Regions from separate parts of the Homo sapiens genome. Here regions 1 and 2 are each linked to region 3. Evidence: chromatin loops called from intact Hi-C (ENCODE). Cell type or tissue: gastrocnemius medialis. All regions are shown on one strand. Region 1 overlaps WAPL (WAPL cohesin release factor). Region 2 overlaps LDB3 (LIM domain binding 3). Region 3 holds the start of LOC105378408 (a long non-coding RNA gene).

What was found. Peaks named below come from ENCODE experiments on the same cell type or tissue, not always from the same donor. Only the 100,000 strongest peaks of a DNase experiment are listed, where the experiment ranks them.
Region 1: it touches region 3 in a loop (5-fold over the local background); 4 of 110 quality-filtered maps call a loop at or near these places.
Region 2: it touches region 3 in a loop (3-fold over the local background); 12 of 110 quality-filtered maps call a loop at or near these places.

The regions. Positions count from the first base shown.
Region 1 is chr10:86,437,450-86,442,449 of GRCh38, reverse strand. It overlaps WAPL (WAPL cohesin release factor), which reads left to right. Exons shown (of 19, transcript NM_015045.5): 18 at 4,435-4,530; 19 at 4,842-5,000. The coding sequence ends at 4,907. Among named protein-coding and RNA genes, the nearest start is that of GRID1, 73 kb to the right of the region's middle. RefSeq lists a silencer at 4,144-4,438. In gastrocnemius medialis, a CTCF peak has its summit at 2,835; a DNase peak (open chromatin) is centred at 2,729; H3K27ac peaks cover 1,103 bases.
Region 2 is chr10:86,668,624-86,673,623 of GRCh38, reverse strand. LDB3 (LIM domain binding 3) reads right to left here. Exons shown (of 14, transcript NM_007078.3): 2 at 4,840-4,955. The coding sequence starts at 4,932. Among named protein-coding and RNA genes, the nearest start is that of LDB3, 2.6 kb to the right of the region's middle. RefSeq lists a silencer at 44-232 and an enhancer at 4,933-4,982. In gastrocnemius medialis, a CTCF peak has its summit at 3,082; DNase peaks (open chromatin) are centred at 2,073, 2,792, 3,038, 4,673 and 1 weaker place; H3K4me3 peaks cover 5,000 bases; H3K27ac peaks cover 5,000 bases.
Region 3 is chr10:86,530,980-86,535,979 of GRCh38, reverse strand. LOC105378408 (a long non-coding RNA gene) reads right to left here and starts at 2,145. Exons shown (of 4, transcript XR_946163.3): 1 at 1,637-2,145; 2 at 817-1,055; 3 at 679-744. RefSeq lists a silencer at 159-398. In gastrocnemius medialis, no CTCF peak of the experiment used is centred here; DNase peaks (open chromatin) are centred at 439 and 2,469; H3K4me3 peaks cover 828 bases; H3K27ac peaks cover 3,221 bases.

The sequences.
Region 1 (5,000 bases), 94 kb after region 3:
ACATACATGAAATAAAATTAAAAATCAAAATAGTATATAATATTAAAAACTTTAAAATACTTGTTGAGCTTTTTCAGGTACATCCCAAAGGTCAGAATACTAATGAAAAAGCTCTTGTGGCCGGGCATGGTGGCTCATGCCTGTAATCTCAGCACTTTGGGAGGCTGAGATGGGCAGATCACTTGAGGTTAGGAGTTCGAGACCAGCCTTGCCAACATGGCAGAACCATGTCTCTACTAAAAATATAAAAATTTGCTGGGCGTGGCGGTGCACACCTCTAATCTCAGCTACTCGGGAGGCTGAGACGCAAGAATCGAATCGCTTGAATCCTGGAGGCGGAGTTTGCAGTGAGCCAAGATCGTGCCACTGCACTTCAGCCTGGGCTTCAGAGTGAGACTGTTTCAAAAAAAAAGAAGAAAAGAAAAAGCTGTTGTTTGATGGATGAATCTGTTCACATGCCTTTGGTTGGAGTAAAAGAAGGGATAGTATGAAACCTGTACTCATCTGGCTTAAACAAGATGGCAGAGTCTAATTTGGGTGATGTCAGTGCCTCACTGAGGTCATCAGAGACTCAGATCATTTCTGTCTTTATTATTTTTCTGTATTTTTTTGTAGAGACAGGGTTTCACCATGTTGTCCTGGCCGGTCTCGAACTCCTGGGCTCAAGTGATCCTCCTGCCTCGACCTCTCAAAGTGCTGGCATTATAGGTGTGAGCCACAGTGCCCACCCCATTTCTCTCTTTAAACTGCTGTCCTCCACATGTTGTCCTCTGCTAGCCCTTATGGTCCCGTGCTGACTACAGCTAGGTGTCTCATCAAATTAAGTAGTGCCTAGCAGTAATAGGGCCTCTTCCTCTATAGTTTTTTTTTTTTTTTCATAGGTGCATTGGCTGGAAATACATATCTTTTTAAGACAACTGTTTGTTTATTTCCCCTGTGGGACCCCATGCCACTCTCACCCCTCACCAGGTAGACTTCTCATCTTGGCCAGCATTGGGTCACAATGCTTTTGTCTGAACCAGTCACTGGCTGGGAACATGGGATTACTGTGAGTGGATTAGATCATCAGGATTCACTTAGGAGAAATACAAATGTCTAGACAATCAGGCTGAGTCAGCCTGAAAGTGAAAGGTTGTGACTATGGGGATAGTCTGCTGCCTTGGGAAAAACAAATATGAAGGGTAAAACTGTTGAAGAAGGGTCCAGCAGAATCATTGTGAGTGTTCTCTTTCAGATGGGGGGTTGGGCATAGGTGGATTATTTTTAAGTGTAAAGTCCATTTGTAAAGCCAGATTTTGAAATGGAAGGCAGATTGTTTTCTAGGAGCAAGGGCATTGAGGGAACAAGAAAGAGTGGAGACCTATAGGAGGGGGGCATTAGTTTCAGCAGGAAGCAGGGGCCATCTCTTTTTGAAGCTGGAGGACTGGAAGAACAGAGTTAATGATAAATGAATGGCTTTATTTGAGCAGGAACTCATGCTGGCTCTGTGTACCTGGGCCCATCTACCCACCCCACGTTTCCTTACTTTAGCCATCTAATTCTTTGTATTGCCTTTTTTTTTTTTTTTCACTTTGTGTATCTAAGTCCTGTGTGTTTTTCTGAATCCATCTTGTCCATCTCTTCCATACTTAACATTTTAACTAACCTAAATACAACAGCCCACTCTGTGTGGCCCCTCTGGGTACCGCCGATTTCAGGATCAAGACCAAAGTTCTCATCGTGGCTCTGGAGGCCCCGCAAGATCTTTATATCCCTTTTTCTTATTTCCAATGACAAGATTTTAAGAGCAAATCAGAAACCCATCACACACAGGAAAGGAGGAAGAGGCAGGCCTCAAAAGCAGTGAAAAAAGGCCGGGCGCAGTGGCTCACGCCTGTAATCCCAGCACTTTGGGAGGCCAAGGTGGGCAGATCACAAGGTCAGGAGATCGAGACCATCCTGGCTAACACGGTGAAACGGTGAAACCCCGTCTCTACTAAAAATACAAAAAAAAAATTAGCCGGGCGTGGTGGTGGGCACCTGTAGTCCCAGCTACTCGGGAGGCTGAGGCAGCAGAATGGCGTGAACTCGGGAGGCGGAGCTTGCAGTGAGTGGAGATCGCACCACTGCATTCCAGCCTGGGCAACAGAGCGAGACTCCATCTCAAAAAAAAAAAAGCAATGAAAATAATATTTAAATTTAAAGATTTTTAGATACTCTGTTTTTTACACACTATAGGTTTAGTCATATTTCAGTCACGTTCTTTCTTACATAATCGTTCTTGAAATTGTGTTATTACCACATATGATTTATCTTGGGCCATCTTTCCCATGCTAATTCCTATTTGTGTTTGCCTGTATCTATCTTGTCTCTAAAAAGAGAATGTTCTTAAATTGTGGGAAATGTTGTGAATTCATAGAGCCCCAGATTTATTTGTTGCCTTGGAGATTATTATGATTAACACCAAAAAGCTAGCTGATACCACAAAATGTAAAGGAAGTTTGGTTTACCTAATGTGTAAGTGAAAAGAGATAGACAAGAAAGCATGTGGTTGTTGCAGTAAATGCTGCTTTGTGGTCTGATCCCATTTTCACTTGCCCTCCATGTCTTCTCACTTTGCAGCTGGTGCATTGCAGTGGTCAGTCTCCTCACTGCTCTTCCTGCTTTGTTGCCCCTCCATTCCTGGGACATTGCACATTGCCACTGGAGCTAACTTACTTCAGAGCACTTACTGATCACGTAGCTCCTTGCCCAGTCTTCCTTGGCTCACAGCCAGGAAGGGGACTCATGACTGTTTAGTGTTGCAAGACCCTGGACTTAAGACTGCTTCTCCAATTTCCAAACCTACTGGACACTTTTAAAATTTTTCAAATAGGCCATGCTGTATCATGCCTTTTCTTTTTGTACCTGCTATATTCTGTTAAAAAATGCTGTCACTGTCCCTCCCATTGCCTCAGAAACGCTGTATGTCATGTTCTGTAGTGTGTTGATAGAGAAGGGTTTGATTTGGATTAATGAGGGGCTTTCATCCAAAATATAGGAGCTAATCATATATTCTCTATTACAGAGGCGTACTTTTCTACTGAGCAGTTCTCCAGAGACACCTTAGCCACTATTTTGCCCACCACTGTGATAGCTTTTGGTGGGAGGATCAGTTTGAATGTGTGTAACTGATATCTTCAGCACATGAGTACTTTAGCAGTGTTTTGATTAGATCTTTTCTGAAGCTGTATTCATCTCATTTTTTTGCTGCTTTCTAATTTTGCGAGTACCCTGGCATGGGAATAGGAAAAAGGGGGTGGGTAGTGGCAAATTTCTGAAGAGAAATATGTCATCTCTCCTTTTTTGCCCCCGCTAACAAAAGTCGAATTGGGAGCTTTTGTGTGTTTTCTTTTTGTTTTTTGGTTGGTTTTGTTTAACCCTTTACCTTGTGTCCCCAAACTTGGGACAGTATACTTTCTTTTGCCCCTTACTACAGGTGAACCTTCCTAAAAGATTTTTTCTTTTTATTCTCCGTAAAACATTTAAAGCATTCTTTAATGAAATAGTTTTTTAAGCAGGTTGTGTAATGTTTTCCATGTAACAGATTGGTTTATATATAGTTTGGCTGCTTCTTGCTAATAATGAAGGGTTTTCTCTCCTGATATTGTCTGAGAATCTATCATAGATGAGGTTAGATTGCCTTTGGAAAGATGCTTCTAGTTAATTCCTGTCCTATATAATTAGTTGAATTCATCTGTGAAGGATGTGAATTTTTCTTTGATCTTTTTATTTCATGAGCAGCTTTGTGAGTACATTCTCAGGTCTAAAGTCCTCACCCTCTTCTCCTATTCCCCCAGGGCCCCCAGTGAAACACACACATACATTAAACAGTGCAGTTTGTTATTTCAGGCCTTTTTCTTTGCATTTATGAAAGTAGGTCGGCATGCTGCCTCACACCTGTAATTCCAGCACTTTGGGAGGCCAAGGTGCGTGGATTACTTGAGCCCAGGAGCTCGAGACCAGCCTGGCCAACATGATGAAACCACGTCTCTGCTAAAAATACAAAAATTAGCCAGGCATGGTGGCACGTGCCTTTAATCCCGGCTACCCGGGAGGCTGAGGCATGGGAATCACTTGAACCCAGGAGGTAGAGGTTGCAGTGAGCTGAGATTACACCACTGCACTCCAGCCTGGGTAACAGAGTGACTGTTTCATTTAAAAAAAAAAAAAAAAAAGTAAATGTGTACACAAATATTTCTTTGTAGCTTTTGCCAACTTTACCTTTCTCCTTTCTTTCTGAGGGTGAGGTAGGAAATCACATGCAGAGTGAGTGTGGAAAGAGAATAAATAACCACGTGTTCCAAGGATCTTAAAAATTTGCACCAAGATGTGTGTCAAAACCAACAACATTGTACGAGGTGCAATCTCATGTTTTCTGCCAGCTGACCAATATTTCTTGCTCTGTTTCCTCAGATCAATGTAACCACTGTGCGGGAATATCTGCCAGAAGGAGACTTTTCAATAATGACAGAGATGCTCAAAAAATTTTTGAGTTTTATGAATCTCACTGTAAGTAGCTTTTATTACAGCTTATATGATTTTAAATTTATAATACATTGACAGTAGACATAAAAATACTATGGCCATAGTAAGTGGGAGCAAAAAGGGATTTTCTTTTAATTTTAATAATCGTGTTCTATTTCTTCAAGGTAATCATTGCATGTTATGGCAAATAACTTTATCAAACCCACAATTTAATCTCGGTGTACTTTGATTTGTAGTGTTCAGTTTAGTAAATCTAGAGGTAAACTTTTATTTATACTTCTTAAAATCTGTTAAATATTAACTGTTACTTCCTTTCCCCTTCACCCTGCTTTCAGTGTGCTGTTGGAACAACTGGCCAGAAATCTATCTCTAGAGTGATTGAATATTTGGAACATTGCTAGCTGCTTTACCTTTGCTTCAGGTGCTCGGTAATGCTGGAGCTATCCTTAGACAAAGAAAAGTCAAGTCATGAAAGAAGTCCTTGAAGATATACC
Region 2 (5,000 bases), 140 kb before region 3:
CCATCTGGCCTCCCCTGGGGCTTTGCTCATGCTCACCCTCTCACTGGAACCTTCTGTCTCCCCATGGTCCCACTCCCCAACTCCACCCTGGCCGATAAATAAGCCGGAGTCCCCTCAATGCTCAAAAAGCCTCTCCCTGCCTGCCTGGGTGGCTCCAACTGGCTCCTGTCATGTCTCCTTTCTGCACCTCCAGACTCCTCCAAGAAGTGACCCACACATCCTGCCCCCACTGCCGCTGCCTCCCACCTGCTCACACACAGCCGTCTGCCTTTGGCCCCATTATTCCACGCATATCAATGACCTTCTGTGTCCAAAGCCACGGGTCACTGCCCCCTCTGTAGCTGACCACACCTCCCCTGGCTTTCCTCAAGTGTCTCTTGAGTCTCTCCTGCCTCTCTTCCTCCTGTCCAGGTCCACAGTTCCATTTGGGTCTTGGGTGTGGCCAATAAAATGCCCTCATGGGCACTGGCTCTCAAGGGCCCCCAGCAAGGCCCATTCTTGTGTCCAAGGATGGTTCCTGGGCAGAGGTGGAGCCTGGTCCCAAAGGGGTGCCAAAGCTGTGTTTGGGGGTGGGAGGGCTCAGTGTAGAGGAGGGTCTTTGCAGTCAGGGGCAGCCTCTGGATGAGAGGGGACCATGCAGAAAGGGAAGGAGACTCAGGGAATTGGGGAGCTAGCCCCCAGCAGAGCCTGGCCCAGCCTTTCTCAAACAGCCCTGCAGTCCTGACACTGGCTACCCCACAATATCTGTAGGCCCGGAGCCCTGGGGCTGCTTATGCAGCTGCCCTTGCACGGTGTCCTGGCCCAGGGGCCTCCAAGGGTCCAATTCATTCCCCAGGACCCAGCCAGCCTCATGTCCTCTCCTTTTGGATCCCTCACAGAGTTAGATGCAGTTCTGAGCAGCCCGGAGGACCTGGCCTGGGGGACCTCTAAGAATGCATTCCCCAGCTGTGAGCCTCTGAGCCTCTGGCCGTTTATCTTCCCCTGTTGATAGATGTTGCAGGGAGGCCCCTGCCAGCCCCACTGAAGCCCTCGGAGGCTTGCCTGACCTTCAGTGCGGCTATAAACAGCACGGCCTGTCAGCACTGCTAAGAGCTGCCCAAGAAACAGCACTGCGTGCTCCAGCGGCCCCGAAATTCCAGGAATTGCCGGCACAGCTACCCCAGAATAGTCTCAGCCTGTCCCCCTTCCTCTCCCCAGAGACCCTCTGTCCTCAGCATGTTCCCACCACAGCTGGGAGAGTCTGATAAATACTGGAACCGAAACCCACAGAGAAGAGGCCTCTGAGCTGGTGCTCCAGGTGAGCCTGCAGGCGGGGTGGCTGAGACCCTAGGAAGAGAGGGTTTCCAGTAGACAGGCAGGCCCCTCCTGGGCCCAGGCTCAGCCCCCGACTCCACCAGTCTCACAACCAGTCCCAGTAGACAACAGGTGGAAAGTTTTCACAAGTGCCTGTTAGAAAGAGCTCTCACAGGTGTGGAAGGCATCATTTTATTTGTTTATTTATTTATTTATTTTTAAGATGGAGTCTCACTCTGCCCCCAGAATGGAGTGCAGTGGTGCGATCTCAGCTCACTGCAACCTCTGCCTCCTGGGTTCAAGCTGTTCTCCTGCCTCAGCCTCTTGAGTAGCTGGGATCACAAGCATGTACCACCACACCTGGCTAATTTTTGTATTTTTAGTGGAGACAGGGTTTCACCATGTTGGCCAGGCTGGTCTCAAACTCCTGACCTCAAGTGGTCTGCCCCCTCGGCCTCCCAAAGTGCTGGGATTACAGGCATGAGGCACCGCGCCCAGCCTGCTATCCCCATTTTAAGGGTGAGAAAAACTGAGGCCGAGCAGGTAAACAGACTTCTGAGGTGACACAGCTGAGAGCAGCAGAGCCTAACAAAGCATACTCCTCTTCCCCAAGGCGGAGGCATGAGAGGCATGAAGAGGTGAGACCCCAGACCACAGCCCCAGCCTCTGGCCAGCTGCCAGGGCAGAGGCCTTTGGAGCTGCTCCCTCTCTGGGCTGCTCCCCCTTCTCCACTTCCTGGAGAACTGGCTGGGGTGGGGTGAAAGGGCAGCTCATGTTGCAGGCCCAGCCACACCTGTCCAGGATAAATAAAGGCATTTCCCCGCCACCCTCCTTTCCCAGTCTCCCTCTTGAACTCCCTTCTCTGTGGGTCTGCAAGCAGAGACCCTATGAAGGGATGCCTTGAGGGGCTGCTGCTGCCCCAAAGTTGCTGCCATGAGCCCCCGGGAGCCACCACCCAGCCTGCAGGTGGCCTGTGTCCTTCCAGGAGGAGCTGCAGCACACACCTGCAGCTGAGAGGGGACAGACCCTCCCCAGTGCCTCTCTATTAGTCCCAGTTAGAGGGGTGAGCAAGCCAGCATGGGAGTTAGGGGTGACAGGATACAGGAGATCCACCCATGGACATCCCTGTCCTGTGAGCAGACTCGAGCCTCAGTTTGCCAGGCTCTGAAGCGAGGTAACGATCCCAGCCTCGCCTGCCTGCCCACCCCACAGGGTCACACACTCTTGCCTCTGGTGCCCTATGGCACAGGCTCAGGTCCTGGCTGGGGTGGGAGTGGGGTTCCTCCAGAGAGCTCTGGCCATGCCTCCCCCGTAGGGGGATGTCCCTGGTGCAGAAGGGCCCTGCGAGCCCCGGCAGTAAATCCTACAGCCCTGGTGGGATGGCAGGGCTGTGTCCACAAGGCCTGCCCTGCCAGCGGCACTGAACCAGGACACAAGCCCAGGCTATCAGCAGCCTACCACCAAAATTTCTCAAGAGGCTCCGAGCCCTGGGGAAGGCTCCAGTACCCAGTCCAGCCTGCTCCGCGGCTTAGGTGATTTGGGGTATGCCCCTAAAGGAAGCCGAGAGGCCATATCATGCCCATCCCCCGGTGCCCTGCCCGAGCTTCGGGTTCTATTTTTAGAAGTCCCCACAGTCATTGGATCCAGCACATCCCTGCATACCCCCTCCCCAGAGTAAGGACATTCCTCCTGCTATCTAGCTTAAGGCTTCTGGGCTGCCATTTAAGCCCCTGGCTGGCCGGGGCCAGGTGGCACATAGACCCTGGGTGAGGTCATTGGCTATCCTGAGTGCCACTGAGCCCAGTGGCCAATTTGCACCCATAGGGATAGGGCAGGGAGCACCAGCAGGAGGCCTCGAGATGGTGGAGCTGGGGGAGATGTGGGCTCAGTCCCAGGCAGGGGAGGCCACAGGGCCCATGAGAGAGCACACAGAGGCTCCACCTTATACAGGAAGGAGTCCTGCAAGCATGGGGGTGGGGAGCTGTGGGAAAGGGCAGTGGGAAATCCACTGGGGCTCACATGCTCACAGGTCACCACCTCATGCAAAGTGTGCAAGGCTGTGGGTGCCCAGGACCCTGTGGTCTCCAGGGCAGTAGATCTGGAGGGGTGGAATCTCCAGGTTAGAACAAGCCACATCTGCAACTGAAGGATGGAGGTCAGGGCCTGTTCCCTGCACCAGAGCCAGGCCAGCACCCCTCCTGTAAGCATGTGGCCTCTATGGCTATTATAAGGCTCTCACGGCATCCCTGGGTGGGGCTTCTACTTCTGGGGTCCCCTCAAGTACCCGTGGAACAAAAAAAAGATTACTCCTCCACTGGGGGCATTGGCTCCTGACCCGCTGCCCAGGTTCCCTGGCCCCTCTGCCAAGCCCCTTCAGGCCTTGCCCACTTCAGTGCTTCCCCTCCAACCCCTTCCTCCAGCCCCCAGGCCCAAGGCAAGTCCTTAAGGCCCCAGAGAAGAAACTGTCCCCTTGTTCCCCTGGTGGGCAGTAGCCCAGATACCCCTGCCTACCTACCACCCTCCAGTGACAGACTGGGGGCCTCCCCCTCTGGCCTTGTGCCCGGAACAGCACGGTCAGGGGCTCAGCCACCAGGCAGGGTTGTCCTTGCCCTGTATGCCTCACAGTTCGCCCTGAGCCTTGGGGCCTTCAGCCCTGGGTCTACCAGTGCCTTGCTGGGGAGTCTCTTTGTTTGACAGAAACTGACGGAGTGCCTACTACGGTCTGGGGGCTGTTCCCCCATCAGTCCCTGCTCCTGGAGTGCTTCCTCAGGAGCATGGCTAACTTTCTGCCTCTCTGGTGTTGCTGTCTCCAGCCAGGCGGTAGAGTTACTCAGACAACCCCTGATGTTCTGTGTCATCTGCATCAGGCCATGCTGCTCCCCATCACAGACACTGCAGGATAGGGGGCCATCTCACCAGGCCCCAGCACTTGTGGGGAACAAGACCTGAGACAGACAAAGCAGCCATGGTGAATGGGGAGAAGCGCCCAGCCCCATGAGCCAGGGTCTTGGTGTCTCAAGTTTGGGATGGAGCAGGTGCCCAGTACTCAGTCCAGCCCAGCCCCACACTCTGACAGCTGGGCAGCCAAGGTCAACCGTCTGTCTGTCCATCTATCCAACTGCCCATCACCTGCCCTCTCCATGCTGGGAATACTCCCTTCCCAAAGCAGCTGCCCATATCTAGGGAAATGCTCAAGGCTTGGGGGCACCCTGAGCCCACTCTAACAGTAAAGGGATCAGGAAGGTGCTGTACTCTCTGTCCAGCTACCTGCCTGCCTGCCTGCCTGCCTGCCTGAAAACTCAGCATTTTCTTCTCTGCTAAAAACACCTACCACCTGCTCATGATGTCTCACATGCATAACAGGCCGGCGCGCTCCAGTGAGCAAACAGCTGTGGCTGAGACCAGAGGACCAGGCCAGTCCCAGGGGATGGGGCATGCTCTGCTTTCTGAGAGGCTCAGAAAGGACAGACAGACAGACGGACACACATGCCCTCCTCCAAGCGTGCCTGCCCCATCGGGTGCCAGGCTGTGGCAGGGTGCACTCACCCGGGAGATAGTGAGGGGCATGTTGAAGTCCTTGCCCCCCTGCAGACGGAAGCCCCAGGGCCCGGGCCCAGTCAGGGTCACACTGTAAGACATGCTGGTGCTGTCAGCGGCCGCCTCTGCAGACAAAGGGTAGAGAGGGTTGAGTGAGAGGGCACTCAGGC
Region 3 (5,000 bases):
AGAAATGTTAATGTTTTGAAGCCTCCCCTCGGCCCAGATCCGTCTCCTAGAAAACGGGCAGAAGCGTCTGTGGGATTACTAAACAAACCGACTCTGGCTTGGGTGCGAACCCAGTAAACATGTGTTGGTGTAAGCTAGAGAGGCCGGTGTACACGGACGAACCGGGTAAATGATTACACAGCCCCGACCCCTCGCCTTAAAGTATCCTTGGTGCACCGATTTCAGGACTTGAAGTTTTCCTGGGCCACAGACCTTTATTTGCGCGTGTCCTTTACGCCCTCCACCCCCGCGCAGGAACCGCGGAATCCAGGTCACAGGTGGGGGCGGGGAGGCCCGGGCAGGGCGGCTGCGGCGCAGCTCTGGCAGAGCCCAACCCTGGCCCCGCCCAGGTCGCAGGCCTCGCCCAGGTCCCGCTGGGCCGCAGCCCGGCCTGCACTCAGCCGCCAAAGTCTCCGCCACGCCTCGGGACGTCCTTGGGTAGCCCGGACCACGCGGGGTCGGGTGTCCCTGGCCAGGAGGCCGCCACGCCCGGGGAGGACACAGAGAGTGTCACAGCGGGAGCTTTTTAGAAACCTTGGCATGCGTTTCCCTGTCCACATTGGATAGTTGTCGAGTTATTGCCAAAATTATCTAGTCAGATCCTTTTCCCAGCTCAGCTACTGGCAATGGTAATCATACCTGCACACACTTTGGGTGCGCTGAGACACTGCCGGGCGCTGTTCCAAGCTCTTCTCATGGATTAACCTGTGATAAGGCGACCAAAGTTAGTCATCTGGCTTCTTTCGAGAACTGGCAGGTCACCTGCCCTCCACTCACCTGGTGGGGTGAGAGTAAATTGGGGCGTGCTCCCCTTTTGGATATGGGGTCCAAGCTGCGCAGACATGATTGCCAAGGGCCCGGGGCTCCTGTGTGCTGGAGAGGGGCTAGGTAGGGCATCAGGCACCGTCTTGATTCTGGAACATTTTTTAGGCCCCTCTACAGTTCTCCAACTTCAACATTCTGTAATCCACGAAATCCTCCAAGCTTCCTGAGCTTCCAAAAGGTTTCGCCTCAAGCTGGGAGAACCCAATAGAGTGATCATTTTTCAACCAAGGGAGCCAACATTCATACATAATAAAGCCAGTTACACAAAGGCCAGAATTCTTTCCCACTCTCCAGAGAGAGGCCCCTCAGCTCAGGGAATCTGCAGGGCTGCCCAAACAACCCAAACTATGGGCCAGGCTAGGGGCGCATCAGAGGAATGGGGGCAAGCCGGAGAGCTCCTCTGCCCACTCAGATGCTGGAGTTCCTAACACGAAGAAACCCTCATCAGGTTATTCCTGAGCACTTCTCAGAAAGCACAGTTCCTCCCTTTTCTTTGCCCCAAGGGCCAGTTGCAGAGCCCATGGCCCAGCCGTGGGATGCTGTGAAGGGAGGAAGAGCCGCTTATGGTGGAGGAGCTCCCTCCAGGCCCCAGCAATACATCTGGATGCTGTGAAGAACCAAGTGGGCAGGGCAAAAAGAGACATGGCCTGGTTAAGACAAGGCACTGTGACCTTGACTTCAATAACCTGGCCTGGTAGATGTCTGTCTGCCACCCTACCTTTGCTGCTCACAAATACCTGATCTCTCCCCAGGCCAAAGCATCTCCACCTACCGTTCCTCACTCCTCCTTGAACTTGGCTTCTTCCTCTAAACAGCTTTGAGTTCTCGATCTTGATCCTCACTCCTCCAGGCTTGAGCCTCTAGCTTGAAATGACAACAGAAGGATGGGGTTCCTCTACCTGGCTTGATATTCAGGGCCCAGGACAGCACATGCTTCATGCCTGGAACCTTTGGAGAAAGATAGTTTTGGTTTAAAACTCTGGCTCTGTCACATTAATCAGCTGGGTAACTTTAGGCAAGTCATTTACCATTGTACAGTATTCCTTAAGATTCTTATCAGAGAAGTGGTAGGATGATGCAGCTCTGTTAAGGAGACAAGACATCAATGACAATGTAAATAACAATGTAAATTACAATGCAGGGAAATATGCATTGTGGCTGGCAAAGAATAGGGCTCAGTAAATGGTAGCCTTCTCCCTAGGTAAGAATAAAGCAACTCAGCACCTAGGAGGCTGCTTGCCTTTGTTCTTTCATTAAAATTTTTTTTTTAGAGACAGGGCCTTGCTCTGTAACTCAGGTGGGAGTGCAGTGGCATGATCATAGCTCACTGTAACTTTGAACTCATGGGCTCACGAGATCCTCCTGCCTCAGCCTCCTGAGTAGCTGGAGCTTGCCTTTGTTCTCACACTCTCTTCTGAGGCTCCACAGTTTGGAGGTAGAGACCGCAACATCGGTAATGTTGCTGCCAACTCCACCTCCACTCAGTCATGCCCTGGAAGTTAAATACCTGAAACTGTATGGCCATGGCATCCTTGCTTGGGCAAGCAGCATTCAGAAGCAGATTGGCTTTCAGAGCAGGTGACACCCCAGAGGCTTCTCTCCTGATGTCATTATGGGCAAGCAGTCAGCAGTCAGTGAGCAGGGCCTCACTGCTGGGATCTTGTTCCTAACTGGGTGTCCTGCTGCCTCTCACCTAGAAAGTGAGCCCAAGCAGATTTTCCCTGACATTCAATAGCCTTGTTCTGCTTCCACTGTTTCCATCTCAAGGTTATTAATTCTTTGCCCACTCATGGCTATCAGAATTCTTTTTCAACATTTCCAAGATTAATATATAGAATATACAGACCCTCTTTTTTTTTCTTTTTCTTTTTTTTTTTTGAGATAGAATTTCACTCTTGTTGCCCAGGCTGGAGTACAGTGAAGCCATCTCTGCTCACTGCAACCTCCGCCTCCCAGGTTCAAGCGATTCTCCTGCCTCAGCCTCCCGAGTATCTGGAATTACAGGCGCCAGCCACCACACCCAGCTAATTTTTGTATTTTTAGTAGAGACAAGGTTTCGCCATGTTGGCCAGGCTGGTCTCAAACTCCTGACCTCAGGTGATCCGCCCGCCTTGGCCTCCCGAAGTGTTGGGATTACAGGTGTGAGCCACTGTGCCTGGCCCATATCCATCTTCTAAATTCTTACTAGAAAGAAGCACAAAAATGACCAAAACGTATGTTTGCTTTGCTGTATCTTTTTATTTTTTTAAACCTTTTTCAAGATGGATAGGGTCTAGCTCTGTTGCCCAGGCTGGAGTGCAGTGGCACAATCATAGCTCACTGTAACCTTCAACTCCTAGGCTCAAGTGATCTCCCACTACAGCATCCCAAGTAGCTGGTGTTAACAGAAATATGTTAACAGTGGAGGGTGTCCGTGTTCTTGGTGTCTTGAACAAATAATTAGACAAAACGCACAAACAAAGCAAGGAAGGAATGAAGGGATTTATTGAAAATCAAAGTACAGTCCACGGTGTGGGAGTTGGCCAGAGCACGAGGCTCAAAGACCCCATTACAGAATTTCTGGGAGTTTAAATACCCCCAGAGGATTCCACTGGTTACTTCGGGTACACCCTATGTAAATGGAGAGGATGAAGTAAAGTTACAAAGTCATTTATGGCGTATGCCCTATGGAGAGGATATTTCCTGTTATAGCTAAAGTGTGAATTGGCCTTCTGTTCCCTGCCTCCAGACCATATTTTCCTGCCTCACTGGGACTACAGGAACATGCCACCACACCTGGCTAATTTTTTGGTTTTGTTTTTTTTTGAGATGGAGTCTCACTCTGTTGCCCAGGCTGAAGTGCAGTGCCACAATCTCAGCTCACTGCAACCTCTGTCTCCCGGGTTCAAGCGATTCTCCCGCCTCAGCCCTCTAAGTAGCTAGGACTATAGGCGTGCACTACCATACCCGGCTAATTTTTTTGCATTTTTGTAGAGATGGGGTTTTACCATGTTGGTCAGCCTGGTCTTGAACTCCTGACCTCAAATGATCCACCTACTTCAGCCTTCCAAAGTGTGGGATTACAGGCATGAGCCACTGCACCTGGCCTAATTTTTTTTTTTTTTTTTTTTTGAGACAGAGACTCGCTGTGTCGCCCAGGCTGGAGTGCAGTGGCGTGATCTCGGCTCACTGCAAGCTCCGCCTCCCGGGGTCATGCCATTCTCCTGCCTCAGCCTCCTGAGTAGCTGGGACTACAGGCGCCCACCACCACACCCAGCTAATTTTGTTTTTGTATTTTTAGTAGAGATGGGGTTTCGCCGTGTTAGCCAGGATGGTCTCAATCTCCTGACCTCGTGATCCACCCTTCTCGGCTTCCCAAAGTGTTGGGATTACAGGTGTAAGCCACCAGGCCTGGCTCTAATTTTTAAATTTTTAGTAGAGACAGGGTCTCACTATGTTGACCAGGCTGGTCTGGAACTCCTGGCCTTAAGTGATCCAACTTGGCCTCCCAAAGTGCTGGGTTACAGGCATGAGCCATGGCACCTGGCCCGTATCTTCTTTTAACATAGAACTGGTGGAACCAAGGACTAGAGGATGACTGATTCATTTACGGGAGAGTGTATGACTCCATAAGTGTGAGGCTCCACAAGTGCAGAGGGAGAAAGAAGTTCTAGACAGAGGGGACTGCATGAGCTGGGCATGGAGTCAAGTAGTCTAGCCCAGCTAGTCAGGAGAGGAGGGAAAGAGAGGTATGGCAGGGTGGAACATAACCATAAATGCCAGTGCAAATTACTCATGCCTATGGGATATGAACTTATTTCCCATAGATGGTGGGGAGCAAAAATTTTTTTTTTTTTTTTTAGGAGAGGGAAGTGATTTCTCAAATGTATGTTTTAGAAATATCATTCTGGGGGCTGTGCAAGAACAGTACACTCATTTTTTAAAAATAGACTTTTTTAGAACAAGTTTACATTCATAGAAAAAGTGTGCACATAGTACAGAGTTCTCATATACCTCCCTCCCCAACCCCCTTCCCCAGTTTCCTCTATTATTTATTTTTTTTGAGATGGAGTCTTGCACTGTCGCCCAGGTTGGAGTGCAGTGGCACTATCTTGGTTCACTGCAACCTCCGCCTCCTAGGTTCAAGCGATTCTCCC